2 separate regions of the Mus musculus genome follow, and region 1 is linked to region 2. The links are chromatin contacts, found by Hi-C or POLR2A ChIA-PET in ENCODE. All regions are on one chromosome and are shown on one strand. The core of a region is the stretch at or near the end of the contact, and the rest is flanking DNA. Distances in the headings are between cores, read along the strand shown.

Region 1 (2,768 bases), core at 224-2,723, 98 kb after region 2:
CCTAACCCAGGGTAGTAATAACCACACAGAAACTCAACGAAGTCTGACCTAAGACTTTATTTGCCAGGGGTCTTGCTTTGAGACACGGTCTCATTATGTTGCCCAGGCTGGCCTGGCATTTGCAATCCTGCCTCTCAGCCCACCGAACTGTTGCTATTACCAGGTGTGCACCATCGTGGTCGGCTGATGGTGTAGTAGTCTAAAGCGATGAAACAGTGCGGGCTTTGAGAATTGTGGAAATCTAATTGGCTCTGAGATGGAAGGTGCCTACTACCCGTAATCTTACTCCTATCCAGGAGACCCACCAAGTCATTCTTAGGGGCAGTTACCCCCGTTCCCACGCCAGAGCGCCCTCCCTTCAAAGACCCAGACTTGATACACATCAGTGGAATCCTTGAGGTCAAGTGATGATTTTGTTTTACCTACAGAAATACTTACATTTAAATATTTAGAAGGAATGCACTCTCAAATTCTAAGGGTGAGGAAGAGGCCACCTAGCTTGTATTGGTAAGTAGCCATTTCCGTTTTTTTCATTTCCTATTTCCTCCTTGCTCTTTCTCCTCTCTTTCAAATAAATCAAGTAATTAATAGTGTGATGTTTAAACAAAACAAGGCTCCCTGTGCAAGGTGGTTTAATTATCCCAGAAGGCACCTGGAAATCCTTTCTCATCAAAATGTTCTGAGTCCTTTCCTGAACTACGGATCTGGGCGTATATTTCCCAACATATTCTTAAGCTGTTGTTTGAAAGTTTGAAATTCATTTTCTACTAGCACATTTTTTTTTCTCAGCTCTCTTAAGACTTTCAACTATGATCAGTCTTGCTAGTAAGAGATCCCCTAGGCTTTTTATTTGACTTAAAACCCTTTTCTTTTTTTTTTTTTTTTAAATTGGGGCTTATGAATACCGGCGAAGCATTTCGATAACTTAAAACTTAAAATTATCCACTTCACCTTTGCAAACCTCGGGGCTCAATGCCTCCAAGGGCATCCGGGCATTTATTCCTATTTCTGCTCTTGCACGGCGCCCCCGTGGGAGGAGCCGTTTCGACCGAGAAGTTGCGAGAAGCAATGGTGCGGAACTTGCAACAGTTGGTGCGGGCCGATAGGCAGGTAGGAAGTGATAGATGGGACTAGTTTAAAACCCAAAAGCCCCGGGGAGGGCCGGGGCCACCGTGGCCTGCCTGGAGAGCGAGGGCGGCGCGGGGACCGAGCGCCGGCGTAGAAAGACGCCGTTCCGGGCGGGGCGGGGGGACTGGACGTGGGACGCAGAGCTGGTGCGCGGGGACGCCGGGCGGGCGGGCGGGCGGGAGGAGGAGCGGGCCGCCACGGGGCCACGGGGAGGTGAGCGCAGCCTTGCCCCCGCGCCGCCCCCGGCGGGAGGCGCGACGCCCAGGCCACGGGTGCGTGCGCGGCCCCGGGCGACGCGGCTGGGCGTGCGCGGGGCCGCGGCGGAGGCAGGGCCGGGCGGGCGGCAGAAGATGGCGAGGGTGTGTAGGCGGCAGCAATGCTCCGTTGAGAGACGCGGCTTTCGGCAAGAACTGGACTCGTGGCGCCACAAGCTCATCCACTGTGTAGGTGAGGCCCTCCACCGGTGCCCCGGGCCGCCCGGCCGCCGGCCTCCCGTGCGTGGGAGGGAGCAGGGCAGAGTCCGCCGCGCTCCGGCCCCGCGCGCCCTCCCGGGCTCGGCCCCCTCCCCCACCCCCCGGAGCGCGAGCGCGCCGCCGCGGCGCCCCTCCCCTCGGCTCGCGGGGCGGGCTCGGACGCGCGGCCTCTCCCCCAGCGGGCGCATTGTGGACGCCGGGCCCGCCGCCGCCGCCGCCAGCGCGCCGGGACGCACGGGGTCGCCCCCACCTGCCCTCGCCCCGCGCCCCTCCCCCACGCCGGCGGCGCGCCCCCGTGCACGCGTGCACGCGCGGCGGCGCTCGGGCGTGTGCGAGGCGTGAGGTGGAGATGGGGGCGGAGGGAGCCGGAGCTGTCACAGGCCCCGCGTCCGCCTGAGCGAGCCAAGTGGGGTGTCATGGCCGCGGGGGGCAGCGGCTGCACTTCCTCTGCTGGCAGCGGCGGCTGCGGAGTTAGTCCTCGACGCACGGGTCGGTGTGTGCGGATTTGTGTTTGGCGTGCGCGCGCGGCGGGGAGGCCCGGGTGGGAAGCCGGGCGGGGGGGTCACCCTGGTCCCCTCCGCGGAGCCCCGGCGGCCGGCGACCGGCGCGCTTCCCCGGGCGGCGGGAGCGTGGACGGGAGTGGGGGGCGCCCGGGAGGGGCCGGGAGGCGAGCTGCACCTCTCACACTGTGTGTTTTGTCTGTTTTTCTCTCCCAAGGTCCCGTTTCCCTCTGTGCGGCGGCCGGCGGGACCATAAGGGCTTAACTCACATATTTAACCCCCCTCCAAAAAGTAAGTGGCTCTTGTGGTGTCTGCTCCACCCGCCGCCCCCTAGCCTCTGTCCATCCTTGTGTCTGACTCTAATGTCCTCAGCATTGTTATTTCCCCGTCTCTGCTTCGGTGCGGCTGATGTGTGGGGAAATGCCCTCTCGTCGTCCTCTGTCCCCCACGCCCAGTCCTCGGGGAGGCCCGGAATTCCAGCCCCCCGTGTGGATGGGGCGCGTTCTAGGGATTCAGGTCTTCCTCAGACGGACCTGGGAAATTCTGTCCGTCCACTTGGGCCCGGGGTCCCCTCTTTCCCGATGGGGTTTCGTTGGAAGGAATTATGCAAATCCTGCTTTCTGGTGTCCATTCAGCGGCAATTTCATGCGGTGAGAAGTTCTCTTTG
Region 2 (2,960 bases), core at 8-2,507:
ATTATCAAAGCCTTTTCTACCTTCGTTCCAAAGTACCATGACCCAAGGCTAGACCTTAGCAGATCTGGAGACAGTTGGCTTTAGCATCTGCTCCCTTCCCTCCCAAGCATTGACTTCCCCCAGCCCACGCTACACGATCTCTCTCAAGAGATGCTATCATCTGGTTTTCATTCTCTCTCAAAGCATCACGCTGGAGCTAGGTAAACACAAGTCAGCCAAACCGAAAACATGGCAACTCTCTCTTCTCATCTAGCAATTCCTCATTTAGTTACTGTTTTCTTTCACACCACCAAAACTCTGTGGTGAACAGAGACCAGACCGACAAGGTTCTCACCAAGAATCTACTACGCCTATAGCCACTGAGGTGTATAGGTGCTGCTCACTAACTGTCTCTCAACGTTGTCCTTACATGGTTTGTCCTGAACCTCAGCGAGCTAAGGACTTGCCAAGTGTACATATGCTCATGAGCTAGAAAGAAACCCAAGACCAACCAGAAGAAACTTCTGGCACCTTTTGATGATTTGCCCACCAAATTCCAATTACCCCTGGGCACATAAGTTACATAGAGAACAGAGTAAGAGTAAAATTAGAGTGTGGTCTCGGTTTTTTACCAAAATTCCAGAGAAGATATACAATCGCGGTGGACAAAGGGGGCTTCTGAAGCTGTCCCTGGACCACCTAAGACTGCCTGAGCGCCCCCTATTGGTTGGATAAGACCCTAAGAGAAGCATCTGGCTTCTTACAGAATCCGCCCTCCACCTCCTATCAACTGTCCTCAGAGTACTCAGAGTTAGAGCTGAGAAAGCGACCCTTGGCAACTTACAGCTAGAAGGGAGAAAAGAAGACTTAGAAACTGGGATAGGTCGAGCCCCAGGCAGGAGCAAGACAGAATCGTGCACAGACCGGTTAGGGGAAACGTGAGAAAGTTCAGAGGGGAAGTTTGCGACAGAGACTGGAGAAAAGACCGGAAAGAATACAAAATCCCCTCACTAAAGACTAAAGAAGTAGGGAGACAGGTCTCAAGACTGGGAGGGTGGTGTCAGAGAGCCTCAAGGACCAGGGGCGCGCGAGCCAGGAGCCGGGAGCTGGAGAGCGCTGCGCCTGCTACCCACCTGAGGCTGCCATGCCGTCCCGGGAGCAGCTCGCATCCCCGGCTGGCACCGGAGCACGGTATCCGGTGCCCACAGCCGCGGTAGGCGACGTCGCTGGCGCGGGGTTAGAAGCAGAGTCCAGCTGTGCTCAGGACAGTGGCGACTCTGGCGCTTCCTCCTGCCGGGCAGCGGGGACTCGCACGGGGGCGTGTCCAGAGGGTCTGCCCCGCCTGCGGGGCTCCGCGTGGCACCTGCACGCGCGGCGGTTGGGGAGGGGAAGTGAGAAGTCCACACGACCAGCCGCCAGCTCCCGGCGCCGACCCCTGCTCGTGCCACGTGTGTCCCGAAAGCAGGCAGCCACCTCGATGTCCCCCAAGAGCAGTCTGAGGTGCTGGAACTGGGGGAGGGAAGACAGACTGTAGGGCTAGCTAGTCTCAGACTTGAAGTGGGGAGGCATAGCACAGCTGTCCCAACCACCTTGTCCCTTGGGACTTGTCCTTGAGACACTGCCCCCAAGAATAGGGAAGGCCTGCAGGAAGGGGAAGGAGAAGCACCTGGCCCTAGGGTCTTGGCGTTGCCCTTGGGTGCCCTCCTGTGACCCTTCTGCATTTCCTTGGATCTGGCCCTCTAAGGGCACATGGGTGTTAAGCATAATCTTTGATAGATAGATGTTATCACTGCCAAGAACCTTCCACACACGATTGTTCCACTTCCACTATCAGAGCTCTTTGGCTTTCTTCCATCTTCCTCCACTTTAAAAAAAAAAAAAAAAATCTTAGTTTATTTATTTTGTGTGCTTGTGTGGGAATGTGCATGCACATGTTGTTCGGTTCACAGAGTGGACAGAGTCTGTTCTCTCCTTCCACCATGGAGTTCTGGTAAATCAAACTGATCAAAGTGGCTAGACACTAGGCAGCAGGCACCCTTACCCTGAGCCATGTCACCAGCCCCTTTCCCACTTCTGAGGGAATACATTAAACTGCCCGGATCGTCCAGGAAAAGACATCTAAGGGCCCCTTGATGGCAGCCTCAATACATCTATCTACAACTTCAGACCCTTGTCCTATAATGTAGCAAATTCACAGATCCTAGAGATTTGAGTCTGGGTATCTTTGGGCATAGTTTCTCCACCTAACACAGGCCAAGGGTCCCTAAAGCAGAGATGAACATGCTGCCTGCCATTCCCCCTGTTTAGGATATCCTTGGCCTCTGCCCCTACTCTGACACACCGTGATAGCCATTTCACACTATTAGAGTTCTTTAATTGAGCTTATAAAAACATTTCTTTATTTTTTCCAGAATGGCTTTAATTGATGCTTCCTGTATTCAGCTCTAAGTTCCTCAAAGTTAGCTCAATCTTTTTTGCTGTGGAGTCTCTATCCTCTGGTGCTAACTCTGGCCAGAAAATGTGCTCAGAAATGCATATGACCAGTAAATCCTTAGATCTGAGATCCAGGGACAGACCCCTCTTTTGAGACACTGAAAATTTGAGAATCCTGAGCCAAGAAGGAGGGACTATAAAATGCCAAAGTTAAGCCGGATGTTATAAAAGCCATTAGAGAGCAATGCTAACGGGAGGATTTAAAGTTTAGAGATCCTGAGCTTGAAGTGTCTGTGTGATGGGGAGCCCTGTCATGGCAGAAGGGCAAGGATGCAAAGGGTTGGGGGTTGAGAACCTTGTCATGGATGCCATCGTTGGAGTTGAGGCAGCAGTAGTGGGTGGGGCAAGGGGGTAAAGAGACAGAACCAGAGCAAGGGCAGAGCCATGGAGACGCCCACGCAAGACCACGGGTGCTTCTGCATCTTTGCTGAGTAGGAACAGGAACCCAATGTTTGGGAGGACCAGGCATGGGGGCCTTGGAGGCAAGG

Evidence for each region. Hi-C counts contacts between places; a loop is a spot of excess contacts on that map. ChIA-PET counts read pairs that join two places held with the same protein, here RNA polymerase II (POLR2A).
Region 1: a map of v-Abl transformed pro-B cells shows a loop between it and region 2 (3-fold over the local background). The contact joins the promoter of Lcor here to the promoter of Pik3ap1 in region 2. A Hi-C loop is called at or near these places in 1 of 37 maps with a recorded cell type or tissue (v-Abl transformed pro-B cells). POLR2A ChIA-PET finds 5 or more read pairs at or near these places in 1 of 5 experiments (Patski).

The regions. Positions count from the first base shown.
Region 1 is chr19:41,481,209-41,483,976 of GRCm38, forward strand. Lcor (ligand dependent nuclear receptor corepressor) reads left to right here and starts at 1,474. Exons shown (of 8, transcript NM_001370767.1): 1 at 1,474-1,575; 2 at 2,319-2,392.
Region 2 is chr19:41,383,845-41,386,804 of GRCm38, forward strand. It overlaps Pik3ap1 (phosphoinositide-3-kinase adaptor protein 1), which reads right to left and starts at 1,258. Exons shown (of 17, transcript NM_031376.4): 1 at 1,113-1,258. The coding sequence starts at 1,125.